2 separate regions of the Homo sapiens genome follow, and region 2 is linked to region 1. A link is an interaction called in ENCODE POLR2A ChIA-PET data of the cell type or tissue named here. Cell type or tissue: Panc1. All regions are shown on one strand. Links, peaks and the distances in the headings refer to the core of each region. The heading gives the core; the rest is flanking DNA.

Region 1 (7,608 bases), core at 2,596-5,095:
GTTTCACCGTGTTGCCCAGGCTGGTCTCAAACTCCTGAGCTCAGTGAATCCACCCACCTCGGCATCCCAAAGTGCTGGGATTAGAGGCATGAGCCACTTCGCCCAGCCCAGAAGTTATTATGTCCAAAAAGTGGAAGAAATCTATAGATTTAATCACAGAAGAAAGTTGAAAAAAATTATGATATGCCATGTGAGGTTAAGGAAAACAGCCATAAAAACCATGTTATTTAAGAATGTTAAATTACAAAGGGAAATGTTAATGCCATATTATTAAATTACAAAAGGTTACAAAACAGGATAAACCTAATTTTGCTGTGAATAATCTAAAACGTCAACTGCTATCAACAAAATTTTGAGATTATAGGTGATTCTATTTCTCTGTTTTGTAGAATGAACATACATTACATGTCATTTTTTTGGAAAAGTCAGATTAAAATATGAAGTTATTATATTTTAGGTTTCTTTTTAAATGTCAGTAAATTTGAACTATTGTCTTTAAATAAAAAAAAACCCGGGGCCAGGCGCGGTGGCTCACGCCTGTAATCCCAGCACTTTGGGAGGCTGAGGTGGGCGGATCACGAGGTCAGGAGATCGAGACCATCCTGGCTAACACGGTGAAACCCCGTCTCTACTAAAAATACAAAAAATTAGCCAGGCGTGGTGGCGGGTGCCTGTAGTCCCAACTATGCAGGAGGCTGAGGCAGGAGAATGGCGTGAACCCGGGAGGCGGAGCTTGCAGTGAGCCGAGATTGCGACACTGCACTCCAGCCTGGGCAACGAACGAGACTCTGTCTCAAAAAAAAAAAATTGGTACTAGTAGGCAAAATGACATATTCTCATTTCACAATCTTGGCTTTGAATTTTCTTTTTAATACCTATTTCCATTGTCTTCTGCTTCATAAAGGTATGTGTGAGTGTGAGTAAAGGAATACAGAACATTTAAGAGTATGTGCAACATATTGAAATACTAGTAAGTCCATTTTTTCCCGTTTCGACATGCATGATATCCTTCTAAAGGAGCTCTATAAGCTTTGGTATATATTAATACTGCAGAAACAGAACTTGCTGTTATTCTATTTAAGTCTGAATAAAGACATATCTTCTCCATTTTATATGACCAAAGGCATCTTGCAATTTTAATTTTATTCAGGAAACAATCTTTACAGCCAACTGTTCAGGCTCATTAGAGGAAATCTTCATTAGTCTCCTCAGTGAGAAGCACAGATGGTATAATTATAATTTATAAGCTCCTTTAAAAAACACAAAACAAACTATTAATTGAACCACACAACTCCTTGAATGAAGTAACCCTTCACCTTCAGATATTCCTTCCAGATTATCACTGCAGAGGGAAAAGCGCAAGGTTTTATCAGGTTTACCATGGAGTTTGTTTTCATCAACAGGGACATCTCCTTGTCCTCCATCCGAAAGCTGCATGTTTAGGACCTAAAAAATAAAATGTCAATTTTGGTTTATCAATGGAAAGATTACTGATAAGGAAACAAACCACAGCAAATGCATATTTAACTCCTTAATCTTAAATTATCAATTTTTAACTACAAACCTATTTAGAAGGTCTGTCAAGCTTTTAAATACCTGTGGAATAAAAGTATATAAATTAAAGCAGCTGAAGCCATGCCTTTCCATTACCCTACGAGTGTTACAGATAGAACAGGCAACCAGACTACCAGATGAGTAGTGGTGAGAATTATACAAATCAGAAGTCTTTGGTGTCAGCACGCTGGTCCTTCTAATTCTGTCATGTGTCAACTATGTAACCTTGGATAGGCAAGTTATTGAAATTCTCTAAGCCTCAGTTTCTTCATCTATAAAATGGTGACAGTAACAGTATGTATGCCATGTAATTGTTGAGAATTAAGTAAAAAGATGCACATAAAACAGTTGTCATGTCACGTATTAAATTTGCAAAATTTAAAGAAAGTAAATCAACAAGGCTGGGCGCAGAGGATCACGCCTGTAATCTCAGCACTTTGGGAGGCCAGGGCAGGCAGATCACGAGGTCAGGAGATCGAGACCATGCTGGCTAACATGGTGAAACCCCATCTCTACTAAACTACAAAAAAAATTAGCCGGGCTTGGTGGTGGGTGCCTGTAGTCCCAGCTACTCGGGAGGCTGAGGCAGAAGAATGGCGTGAACCTGGGAGGCGGAGCTTGCAGTGAGCCGAGATCGCGCCACTGCACTCTAGCCTGGGCGATACAGTGAGACTCCATCTCAAAAAAATAAAAATAAAAAATCAATAAATAAAATTTTTAAACATACTAAATTTGCAAAATTTAAATAAAATTTAAAGTAAATAAAAGTAAATAAATTCAACTAGAAGAAAACGTGTAATCATGTTATTTTGTAGGCATCAAGATTTAATCCATCTAGTCTGAACGTCCACTTGATCACAACATACATACAGGGCCACAAAAGTCCACACCAGAAACTAAAGTATGACTTCACAGACATCTCCAGCTTAGACTGATGGCCTTTTTATATGCTTTCCATTTGCCAGATGACTTCCAAATAACATAACTACATCTCACTACTCCCTACAAGCCTCACAACTCAGCTTTGTGTGTATATCTCCACCTTAATGAAGAATTAAGTGCTTTGTTGAAAGTCACATAGCATGTTTTAGGTACACCTTGGACTTGAACTCAGAGGCCTTGGCTCCCTTGGCTGTTGCTGAAATATGAAGGAAGAATAGTACCCTCACTTACAAAGAAAAAAACTTACCACAAAAAATGAAAAATATGTGAGGCGATACAGGTTATTTAGCTTGATTCAGCCATTCCACAATGTATATCAAAACATGTATACCATAAATAGATACAATTTTGTCAGCTAAAAGATAAATGATTTTTAAACAGAAAGAAAAAAAAAATTCTTGGTTGCTGTTTTGGCTCTGAGTAAATTAAAGGTTTTGAAATGGTTTTATACATTTACACATGATGCCTTTAAATACAGGTTTTTTGGCTGGGAGCGGTGGCGGCTCATGCCTGTAACCCCAGCACTCTGGGAGGTCAAGGCCGGTGGATCACCTGAGGTCAGGAGTTCAACCTGGGCAACGTGGCAAAATCCCATCTCTACTAAAAATACAAAATCAACCAGGTGTGGTGGTGTACGCCTGTAATTCCAGCTACTTGGGAGGCTGAGACAGGAGAATCGCTTGAACCCGGGAGGTGGAGGTTGCAATGAGCTGAGATTGCACCACTGCACTCCAGCCTGGGTGACAGAGCAAGACTGCATCTCAAAAAAAAAAAAAAAAAAGTTTTTTTTTCCCTATTTGCTTGAAATTAATAGACATAGGCCAGGCGTCGTGGCACACACCTGTAATCCCAGCTGCTCAGGAGGCTGGAGAATCACTTGAACCTGGGAAGTGGAGGTTGCAGTGAGCTGTGATTGCACCACTGCACTCCAGCCTGGGTGACAGAGGGAGATTCCATCTCAAAAAAAAAAATTAAATACACATAAAATTTTTATTAAAAAAAATTTTTTTAAGATGGAACTCATTCTGTCGCCCAGGCTGGAGTGCAGTGGTGCAATGATGGCTCACCACAGCCTTGAACCCCTAGGCACAGGCAATCCTCCTGTTTTAGCCTCCTGAGTAGCTGGGACTACAGGTACACACCACCAAGCCCAGCTAATTTTTTTCATTTTAGTTCTTCGTATTATTATTATTATTATTATATTTTTGAGACAGAGTCTCAATCTTTCACCTAGGCTGGAGTGCAATGGCATGATCTTGACTCACTGCCACCTCCACCTCCCAGTTTCAAGCGATTCTCCTGTCTCAGCCTCCCAAGTAGCTGGGATTACAGGCATGTGCCACCACACCCGGCTAATTTTTGTATTTTTAGTAAAGATGGGGTTTCACCATGTTGGCCAGGCTGGTCTCAAACTCCTGACCTCAAGTGATCTGCCTGCTTCGGCCTCCCAAAGTTCTGGGATTACAGGTGTGAGCCACTGCGCCTGGCCTATTTATTATTAAGACAGGGTCTCGCCAAGTTGCCCAGGCTGGTCTTGAAGTCCTGGACCCAAGGATCCTTCTGCCTCAGCCTCCCAAAGCGCTGGGATTACAGGTGTGAGCCACCATCCCTGGAAATTTTTTTATTTTTGTAGAGACAAGGTCTTACTATGTTGCCCAGGCTGGTCTTGAACTTCTGGTTTCAAGCAATCCTCTCACCTCAGCCTCCCAAAATACTGGGATTACAGGCATGAGCCACCATAACTGGCCAACATAAATATTTTAAATTAGATAACTTAAACTATTCACCATAGTGAGTGATGTGAAACTAAAACATCAGGAGAAAAATCATTTCAAGGTCTGGAGATTCACGTGAATTAACAGAAAAGGGATTATATAACACAATGAAGATATTTTTTCCAAATCATATCCAAAGGCAAGCAATTTTGAGACGCCATACAGAAAGCCACTGTACAAAGTCAGTCACACTGGAGTATAAAATACAAAATACACACTGGAGTATAAAATACGAAAATCTAATTTCATGCTTCTAAATCAGAGCATCTGCAAACTCTGGATTAAACTAAAACCACAGAATCTGAGTGCTAAAAAAACTTTAGCTGGCCACAGTGGCTCACGCCTCTAATCCCAACACTTTGGGAGGCTGAGGTGGGCAGATCACCTGAGGTCAGGAGTTTGAGAGCAACCTGGCCAACATAAAGTGAAACCCTGTCTCTACTAAAAATACAAAAATTAGCTGGGCATAGTGGCATATGCCTGTGGTCCCAGCTACTAGGGAAGCTGAGGCAGGAGAATCACTTGAACAGGGGAGGCGGAGGCTGCAGTGAGAGCGGCCTCCCAAAGTGCTGGGTGTATCTTCTTAATGACTATTTATCAACATATAATGTCTTTGTCTTTTGTAATCTTTCTGCTCCTGAGACTAGATAATCTCAATTGATCCATCTTCAAGTTCACTGATTTTTCTGCCTGTACAAATCTGCTGTTGAACCCCTCTAGTGTATTTTTCATTCCAGTTATTATACTTTTCAACTCCAGAATTTCTATATGGTTCCTTCTGTAATTTCTACCCCTTTATTGATATCTTCTATTTGGTGAGACCTTGTTCTCTTGGTTTTCTTTAGTTCTTTGTCCGTGGTTTCCATAGCTCTTTAAGTATATTAAAAAAAAAATTGATTTAAAGTCTTGAGTAAGTCCAATGTCTGTGCTTCATCAAGGCCATTTTCTTTCTTTTCTTTCTTTTCTTTTTTTTTTTTTTTTTGAGACAGAGTTTCGCTCTTGTTGCCCTGGCTGGAGTACAACAGCACAATCTCAGCTCACCATAACCTCTACATCCCAAGTTCAAGCGATTCTCCTACCTCAGCCTCCCGAGTAACTGGGATTACAGGCATGTGCCACCAGGCCTGGCTAATTTTGTATTTTTAGTAGAGACAGGGTTTCTCCATGTTGCTCAGGCTGGTCTCAAACTCCCAACTTCAGGTGATCCACCCACCTCAGCCTCCCAGAGTGCTGGGATTACAGGCGTGAGCCACCGCCCGGCCATCAAGGACGTTTTCTTTTTTTTTTTTTGAGACAGAGTCTCGCTGTATTGCCCAGGCTAGAGTGCAATGGCGCAATCTTGGCTCACTGCAACCTCCGCCTCCCAGGTTCAAGCGATTCTCCTGCCTCAGCCTCCTGAGTAGCTGATATTACAGGTGCACACCACCACGCCTGGCTAATTTTTGTATTTTTAGTCGAGACGGGGTTTCACCATGTTGGTCAGGCTGGTCTCGAACTCCTGACCTCATGAACAGCCCACCTTCGCCTCCCAAAGTGCTGGGATTACGGCCATGAACCACTGCGCCTGGCCCATCAAGGACATTTTCTATTAACTTTTTTCCTGTGAAAGGGCCATATTTTTGTTTCTTTATATGCCTCATAAGTTTTGCTGAAAAGCAGACATTTTAAATATTATAAAGTGATCATTAAAAAGTCAGGAAACAACAGATGCTGGAGAGAATGTGGAGAAACAGGAACACTTTCACACTGTTGGTGGGAGTGTAAATTAGTTCAACTGTTATGGAAGACAGTGTGGCAATTCCTCAAGGATCTAGAACCAGAAATACCATCTGACCCAGCAATCCCATTACTGGGTGTATATACCCAAAGGATTATAAATCATTCTACTATAAAGACACATGCACACATACGTTTATTGAAGCACTATTCACAATAGCAAAGACTTGGAACCAACCCAAATGCCCATCAACAATAGACTGGATAATGAAAACGTGGCACATATACACCATGGAATACTATGCAGCCATAAAAAAGGATTAGTTCATGTCCTTTGCAGGGATACATGTGCCATAGTGGTTTGCAGCAATAAAAAAGGATTAGTTCATGTCCTTTGCAGGGATACAGATGAAGCTGGAAACCATCATTCTCAGCAAACTAATGCAGGAACAGAAAACCAAACACCGCATGTTCTCCCTCATAAGTGGGAGTTGAACAATGAGAATACATGGACACAGGGAGGGGAACATCATACACTGGGGCCTGTCGCAGGGGTAGGGGGTTAGGGGAGGGATATCATTAGGAGAAATATCTAATGTAGATCTATGGCACATGTATACCTATGTAACAAACCTGCACGTTCTGCACATGTATCCCAGAACTTATAGTATAATAAAAAAATTAAAATAAAAAATAAACAAATAAATGTTACAAAGTGGCAATTCTGGAAATCAGATTATATACCCTTAACCCCTAGTTGGTTGTTGCTGCTTGTTGTAGTGACTATTTAATGATCTCTCTAAATTTTCTGTCATGTGTGGCCTCTGAAGTTTCTGTTCTGTTAGCTTAGTGGTGAGCACGTGATTTGGCAGATTTAACACCTGGAATAACAAAACAAAACATTTCCAAGTCTTTGAAGATTGGCTCTGTTTTGGGGAACTTCAACACTTAGCCAGGCAGTTTGCAACTGTACCTTAGCCTTCACTTCCTACTTGGGTTCAGCCTGAAGGTTACCCAGCAGTGAGAGCTTGGATCTTCTAGGGTCTTTCCTGAGCACATGACCAGCCCTGGGTATGTGTACAACCTGGTAGATTCCCCAGAACACGTGGGAGCTTTTCAAAGCCTTTGTGCCCCCTGGTGTCTCCTTCCCAAGCCTCTTCCTTCATAAGCATTTGGATCTGTATGCGGATTGCCCTGACTGTTATCCCTTAATGCAAGCAGAAGCAACTAATATATCTGCTTTTCAATACTTTTGACAAATGCCACCTGTGTAGCTGCCTCGGCCCTGGGAAAGATCAGAGGCAGGCAAAACAAAGCCAAGCCTTTGAGACGATCTTTCAGGACCTACCAGACAGATCAAAATACACAACCATGCTGCTTTCAGAATAAGGTCCACATTCCTCCCTCAAGTACCAGCACACTGCACAGTAATATAAGCTGTCTTCAAAGCAGCCACTGGGCTGGGGGTTGAAGATGGTAACAGGGTAGGATCACAGAGCTCTCTTAACAAAATTCAGCAGTCTTTTTCTTCATTAAGCATTCCTTTGTTGTTAAAAGTTTTTTATTAGATTCCAGAGTTCCAAATAAGTTGATTCTGACAGTTTTTGCCAGCTTATTTGTG
Region 2 (7,608 bases), core at 3,333-5,832, 52 kb after region 1:
CCTGGGCAAGAGAGCAAGAGTCTGTCTCAAAAAATAAAAAATAAAAAAATAAGTTAATCTAAGTCCGAAAAATATAAGTATTTGTTAAAATTAAGATTGGCAGGATATTACTACACTCTGATCCTAGGAAAAAGGAAAAAGACTAATATGCCTTGACTAATTTTGTTTTGTCTTTTTTCTGATAGAAAAACCACGTGGGTTTAATCCTTCCAAAGATTCACAGAAAATAAATAACAACACATAAGTTGGTAAGGAAAAAAAAAAGAACTAAACACGTCTGACAACATGCTTTCTACTAGTCTCCAGCGTGGGTGTACCGGCATTATAAGGGAGCAAGACCAAGCAAGCACCTTTTCGGACAGACATCTTAGATTAACAAGCAGACACAGTATCTGTTTATACACTTCCAAGAGTATGTTTAAAGCCTGTATTTTTTAAATGGCTTACAAAAAAAGGTATACAAAAACATAATTTTGGCCACACACACACACAAAGAGTATTAGAATTAAATTATACTTTTATACTTTTCTTTCAGACACAAGCATTTATCAGGTATCTGGTTCATCTTCAAACTCAAAAAAAAAAATTTATAGAAACCCCTATGTAGTCTGTTAAGTCCTTCACTCAACCATTCTTTTTTATTTTTTGAGATGGAGTTTCGCTCTTGTTGCCCAGGCTGGAGTGCAATGGCACGATCTCGGCTCATCGCAACCTCTGCCTCCCACTCCCAGGTTCAAGCGATTCTCCTGCCTCAGCCTCCTGAGTAGCTGGGATTACAGGCATGTGCCACTACACCTGGCTAATTTTGTACTTTTACCAGAAACGGGGTTTCTCCATGTTGGTCACGCTGGTCTCAAACTCCTGACCTCAGGTGATCCACCCGCCTCAGCCTCCCAAAGTGCTGGGATTACAGGCGTGAGCCACTGCGCCCGGCCTCAACCATTCACTTATATATATATTAAATATTAGAAACTGAAGTATCAAGATATTCACCACTTCCTCTGACCACTGTATTAGAGTTTTAAACTGGGTTTCAGCTTTGAAACAAAAAATAACCACCCTTCTGAAATTTTTTACAAAATCATAATACATATTGAAACATATCCAGAAAAGTTAGAAAATATAGGTAAGCATAAAGAAGGAAAGATTCTTTTGTTTTTGTTTTTTTGAGACAGACTCTAGCTCTGTCACCCAGGCTGGAGTGCAGGGGCACAATCTCAGCTCACTGCAAACTCTGCCTCCCAGGTTCAAGCAATTCTCCTGCCTCAGCCTCCCAAGTAGCTGGGACTACAGGTGTGCGCCACCACACCCAGCTAATTTTTGTATTTTTAGTAGAGACGGGGTTTCTCCATGTTGGCCAGGCTGGACTCAAACTCCTGACCTCAAGTGATTCGCCCACCTCGGCCTCCCAAAGTGCTAGGATTACAGGCATGAGCCACCATGCCTGGCCAGCAGTAAAGTTTAACTGACTATAATCTTAGTTACCAGAAATCAAACAGCTAGGTGCCTAAAACTTATTCTAAAATGTGTATACAGTAAAAAAAATTATTGGTCCTAGTTCCTTTACAAATTAAAACATCTGCCCAAGCATGGTGGCTTGCACCTATCCCAGCACTTCCAGAGGCCAAGGCGGGCAGATCACTTGAGAGTAGGAGTTCAAGACCAGCCTGGCCAACATGGTAAAACCCCGTCTCTACTAAAAATAAAAAAAATTAGCTGGACATGGTGGCAGCCACCTGTAATCCCAGCTACCAGGGAGGCTGAGGCAGGAGAATCACTTGAACCTGGAAGGCAGAGGTTGCAGTAAGCAGAGATCATGCCACTGTACTCCAGCCTGGGCAACAGAGTGAGACTCTGCCTCCAAAAAAAAAAAAAAAAAAAAAAAAGCCAGGCATGGTAGCTCATGCCTGTAATCCCAGCACAGCGGGTGGATCACCAGAGGTCACGAGTTCAAGACCAGCCTAGCCAACATGGTGAAACCTTGTCTCTACTAAAAATATAAAAAATGAGCAGGGCATGGTAGCACCTGTAATCCCAGCTACTCGGGAGGCTGCACTCCAGCCTGGGCGACAGAACGAGACTCCAACTCAAAAAAAAAACAAGAACAAAAACTAAAATATCCTGAAAACGATTACTTAAGGAGTTAAAGTTGAAAATAATTCTATGCAAGCACAAGTTTAGGTAGTTCAAGTGTAAAAAATACATAACTGAAATCCTTCTTGCTTAACAGAAAATTAACTCCAGAGAAGGAAATATGTATGACAAAAAAACAGCCTCCCAAAAGTTGAAGGAAAAAAAAACACTCAACTAAACATTTGAAAATTATTTTTTCAAGTACTAGTCTGTCCAAAGCAAATAAGAAGGACTCAGCTGGGCAAAGTAGCATGCTCCTGTATTCCCAGCTACTCAGGAGGCTGAGGCAGGAGGATCGCCCTGTTCAGGCCAGGAGTTTGAGGCTTCAGTGAGCTATGATGGCACCACTGCACTCTGATGACAGAGTGAGAATATGTCTCAAAAAAAAAGGATTCCACTTACATAAAACTTAAAAATTTGTAGCTGTAGGCAAACTTAAAAAAATTATTTTAAAAAAATATTTTTAAATCATACTTTACCTTTGAGATTCCTAGAATGTATAACCAACTCTCTCCAGTACACTTACCCCTAAAGAAAAAAAAAAGGAAAAAGGAAAAAATAATAAACTGAATGTCTTATCACTGGAATGTACCTACTTTCGCTATTAAACTACCTACAAACATTACAAGTAGCTGGGCGCAGTGGTTCATGCCTGTAATCCCAGTACTTTGGGAGGCCGAGGCAGATGAACTACTTGAACTCAGGAGTTTGAGACCAGTGTGGGCACCTCTACAAAAACTACAAAACTTGTATTTAAAACTCGTCTGGTCAAACAAAAATAAAATACAAAATACAAGTTAGCCAAGCATGGTGTCATGTGCCTGTGGTCCCAGCTACTCAGAAGGCTGAGGCAGGGGAATCTCTTGAGACAGGGAGGTGGAGGCTGCAGTGAGCTGTGATAGCGTTACTGCACTCCAGCCTGCATGACAGACCAAGACCTTGTCTCGAAAAAAAAAAAAAAAAAAAAACAATGTTAGGGGTAATTATTCCAAATAAACTAATGAAACTGAAGCATACATTTACAGAGCAGCAACTTTTGTATTGTTAGTTGCACCAACAAAAGATCAGTACATATTGTCACAATTTCCAGAACGCCATGATCAGGTAGTGTTACCATGTAAGGTAATAAGAACTATGTGCCATCACTGGAGACCAGCTCACAAACCCTCAGTGGAGCCAGCTGCGTAAAGTGAGAAGTGACAACATTGTGACGGTGGCTAAGAAAGCACCAGTAGAATAAAGTTCTTGGTTTTTTTTTGGGGGGGGGGGTTGTTTGTTTGTTTGTTGTTGTTTTTTTTTGAGACAGAGTTTTGTTCTTGTTGCTCAAGCTGGAGTGCAGTGGCGTGATCTCGGCTCACTACAACCCCAGCCTCCTGGGTTCAAGCGATTCTCCTGCCTCAGCCTCCTGAGTAGCTGGGATTACAGGCGCGAGCCACCACGCCCAGCTAATTTTTTGTATTTTTAGTAGAGATGGGATTTCATCATGTCGGCCAGGCTGGTCTCAAACTCCTGACCTCAGGTGATCCACCCGCCTCGGTCTCCCAAAATGCAGGGATCACAGGTGTGAGCCACTGTGCCTGGCCGAATAAAGTTTATTTTAAATTCTAGCAGCTAGGCATAGTGGCTCACGCCTGTAATCCCAAAGCTTTGGGAGGTCAAGGTGGGAGGATTGCTTGAGCCCAGGAGTTTGAGACCAGCCTGAGGAACATAGGGAGATCCTGTCTTCCCAATAAAAAAAAAATTCTTTTTTTAATTGGTCAGGCATGGTAGCTCACCCCTGTAATCCCAGCACTTTGGGAGGCCGAAGCGGGCAGTTCACCTGAGGTCAGGAGTTCAAGACCAGCCTGATCAACATGGTGAAACCCCGTCTCTACTAAAAATACAAAATTAGCTGGGCATGGTGGCACATGCCTGTAATCCCAGCTACTCGCGAGGCTGAGGCAGGAGAATCAGAAGGCAGAAACTGCGATGAGCTGAGATTGTGCCATTGTACTCCAGCCTGGGCAACAAGAGTGAAACTCCATCTCAAAAAATAAAAAACTAAAATTAATTAACCGGGTGTGGTAGCACATCCCAACCTACTCAGGAGACTGAAGTGGGAGGACAGCTTGAGCCCAGGAGGTCGAGACTGCAATGATCCCTGATAGCGCAACTGAACTCCAACCTAGACAACAGAGCAAGACCTTGCCTCAAAATTCAAATTCCTAGGCTCAAGTAATCTGACCGTCTCGGATTCCCAAAGTAAAATGTGCATCTTCTATGTGTAAAGTAAACATGGCAAAATGTTAACAGCAAATCTAGGTGAAGGGTATATGAATGTTTACTGAACAACCCTTCTGTAGGCTTACAATTTTTCAAAGAGTTGCAAAAACAATATTTAGAAGTTATGGATTACAAAAAAACAAAGCCTGCCGGGTACAGTGGCTCATGCCTGTAATCCCAGCCCTTTGGGGAGGCCGAGGCAGGCGGATCACAGGAGTTCAAGACCAGGCTTGCCAACATGGTGAAACCCCATCTCCACTAAAAATACAAAAAATTAGCCAGGTGTGGTGGCACGTGCCCATAGTACCAGTTACTCAGGAGGCTGAGGCAGGAGAATCTCTTGAACCCAGGAGGGGGAAGTTGCAGTGACTTGAGATGGCGCCACTGCACTCCAGCCTGGACCACAGAGCAAGACTCTGTCTCAAAAAACAAACAAAAAGAAAAAAACAAAACGAACAGCAGAAAATAGGGAAAGATACAAATAATAATTTAGCACGTATATTCTGCCTCCCAGAATTAGCTGTTGTCACAGTAGTGTCTAGTCTCAAAAAAAAAGTATAGATATCCTCAAAAGAAATTATAGATAACGGGCTGCGCGCGGTGGCTCACGCCTGTAATCCCAGCACTTTGGGAGGCCGAGGCAGGTGGATCACAAGGTCAGGAGATCAAGACCATCCTGGATAACATGGTGAAACCCCGTCTCTACTGAAAATACAAAAAATTAGCTGGGCATGGTGGCGGGCGCCTGTAGTCCCAGCTACTTGGGAGGCTGAGGCAGGAGAATGGCGTGAACTCGGGAGGCAGAGCTTGCAGTGAGCCAAGATCACGCCACTGCACTCCAGCCTGGGCGACAGAGCGAGACTCCGTCTAAAAAAAAAAAAATAAAATAAAATAAAATAAAATAAAAATTAGCCGGGCATAGTGGTGCATGCCTATAATCCCAGCTGCTCGGGAAGCTGAGGCAGGAGAAATGCTGGAACCCGGGAGACGGAGATTGCAGTGAGCCGAGATCGCGCATTTGCACTCCAGCCTGGGCAACAAGAGCAAAACTCCACCTCAAAAAAAAAAAAAAAATTATAGATATCATCCCCTTTGCCACTACCTCCCATTCATAATCCCTTATAGACGTGAAATTATAGAGTACGCCTATCTTCAACTTTACTAAGGGCTGCAAATACTGTCTTCAAAAGCAGCTATACCAGTTTACACTCAACCAACAGTTTTTTTTTCCTCCTCCTAACAGTAACCGGTAGCAGTTTCTTTTTTTTTTTTTTTTTATAAATTTTTTCTTTTTTAATAGAGACAGGGGTCTCACTTTGAGGCCCAGGCTGGTCTTGAACTCCCGGGTTCAAGGACTCAAGTGGCCCTCAAACTCCAAAAGTGCTAAAATTATAGGCATGAGCTACCACGCCTGGCCAGTAGTTTCAAAATTACCATTTTTGCCACATCTTCACCAACATTTGATATCGTCAGACATGAAATTTTTTTTTTGGCCGGGCGCGGTGGCTCACACTTGTAATCCCAGCACTATGGGAGGCCGAGGTGGGCAGATCACGAGGTCAGGAGTTCAAGACCAGCCTGGCCAATATGGTGAAACCCCGTCTCTACAAAAAAATACAAAAATTAGCCAGCCATCGTGGCACCCGCCTGTAGTCCCAGCCCAGGAGGGAGACTGAGGCAGGAGAATCGCTGGAACCCGGGAGGCAGAGGTTTCAGTGAGCCAAGATTACACCACTGCACTCCAGCCTGGGAGACAAGTAAGACTCCCTCTCAGAAAGAAGAACAGAAAAAGAAACAATGCCAGGTGTGGTGGTGCCGACCTATAGTCCTAGCTACTTGGTAAGGCTGAGGCAGGAGGATCACTCAAGTCCAGGAGTTCAAGTCCAGCCTGGGCAATGCAGCAAGACCTTGTTTCAAAAAAAAAGAAGGAAGAAGAAAGAAGGAAGAAGAATGAAGAGAAATAAAACAACCTAGGATCACACAGTAAAAGGTAAAAGAACCTCAGCAAAACAAGAACTTCACTTACAGACTTTCCCTTTTATTACCTCATACAAAATGATGAATAATCAAACCTATATGGCAGCATGTACTAAGAATGATTAGTCCCCATATGAAACCAAATGCTCACAAAAGCACAACATAGTGCTGGGAAATAATTTTTTGTCTTTTAAAAAATGTAAGATGGCCAGGCGCGGTGGCTCACGCCAATAATCCTAGCACTCTGGGGGGCCAAGGCGGGCAGATCACTTAAGGTCAGGAGGTTCGAGGCCAGCCTGACCAACATGGTGAAACCCCGTTTCTACTAAAAATACAAAAATTAGCCAGGCATGGTGGCAGCACCTGTAGTCCCAGCTACCTGGGAGGCTGAGGCAGGAGAATGGCATGAACCCGGTAGGCAGAGCTTGCAGTGAGCTGAGATCGCGCCACTGCACTCCAGCCTGGGCGACAGCCTGAGACTCCATCTCAGAAAAAAAAAAAAAAAATCCACCTCCATGATTTAAAGAAAACCAGCAAACAGTAAAATTTCTTTTCTCAGGCTTACATTAGAGCTTACAGAGCTGCAATCCCTTGGAAGTGGGGAGGTGCCTTAATACAAAAATTTAAAGGCCAACATATTCACTTTTCTTTCTTCTTCCGATTATTTTGTTCATTCCCCATTACCCTGAATGAAATATCTATGGTCTATTCTTTCAAAATGACTACTCTGGGCAGGACGCGGTGGCTCACATCAGTAATCCCAGCACTTTGGGAGTCCGAGGCAGGCAGATCACCTGAGGTCAGGACTTTGAGACCAGCCTGACCAACATGGTGAAACCTTGCCTCTACTAAAAATATAAAAATTATCCAGGCGTGGTGGCTGGTGTCTGTAGTCCCAGCTACTCAGGAAGCTGAGGCACAAGAATCGCTTGAACCCAGGAAGCTGAGGTCGCAGTGAGCGGAGATCATGCCACTGCACTCCAGCCTAGGCAACAGAGCCAGACTCCGTCTCAAAACAAAACAAAACAAAAGACTACCCTGATCCCATCCAAATTTTTTATCTCCCTGATTATGAAATTCTCTTTCGTCTACACTGTCATCCTGTCTGCCTTCAATGATTCAAATGTTCTTCTAAAGAACCAGATTGCCATTTATGAACTCCTTTTTAAGGAGGGAGTCATGGTGGCCAAGAAGGATGTCCACATGCCTAAGCACCCAGAGCTGGCAGACAAGAAC

What was found. Peaks named below come from ENCODE experiments on the same cell type or tissue, not always from the same donor. Only the 100,000 strongest peaks of a DNase experiment are listed, where the experiment ranks them.
Region 2: POLR2A ChIA-PET joins it to region 1 with 15 read pairs; 14 of 35 experiments call an interaction of 5 or more read pairs at or near these places.

The regions. Positions count from the first base shown.
Region 1 is chr9:125,315,271-125,322,878 of GRCh38, reverse strand. GAPVD1 (GTPase activating protein and VPS9 domains 1) reads right to left here. Exons shown (of 28, transcript NM_001282680.3): 10 at 1,317-1,446. Among named protein-coding and RNA genes, the nearest start is that of GAPVD1, 57 kb to the right of the region's middle. In Panc1, for the core only: no CTCF peak of the experiment used is centred there; no DNase peak of the experiment used is centred there.
Region 2 is chr9:125,263,989-125,271,596 of GRCh38, reverse strand. GAPVD1 (GTPase activating protein and VPS9 domains 1) reads right to left here. Exons shown (of 28, transcript NM_001282680.3): 2 at 2,613-2,661. It also overlaps the pseudogene RPS10P17. Among named protein-coding and RNA genes, the nearest start is that of GAPVD1, 6.0 kb to the right of the region's middle. RefSeq lists an enhancer at 3,395-3,895. In Panc1, for the core only: no CTCF peak of the experiment used is centred there; no DNase peak of the experiment used is centred there; H3K27ac peaks cover 283 bases.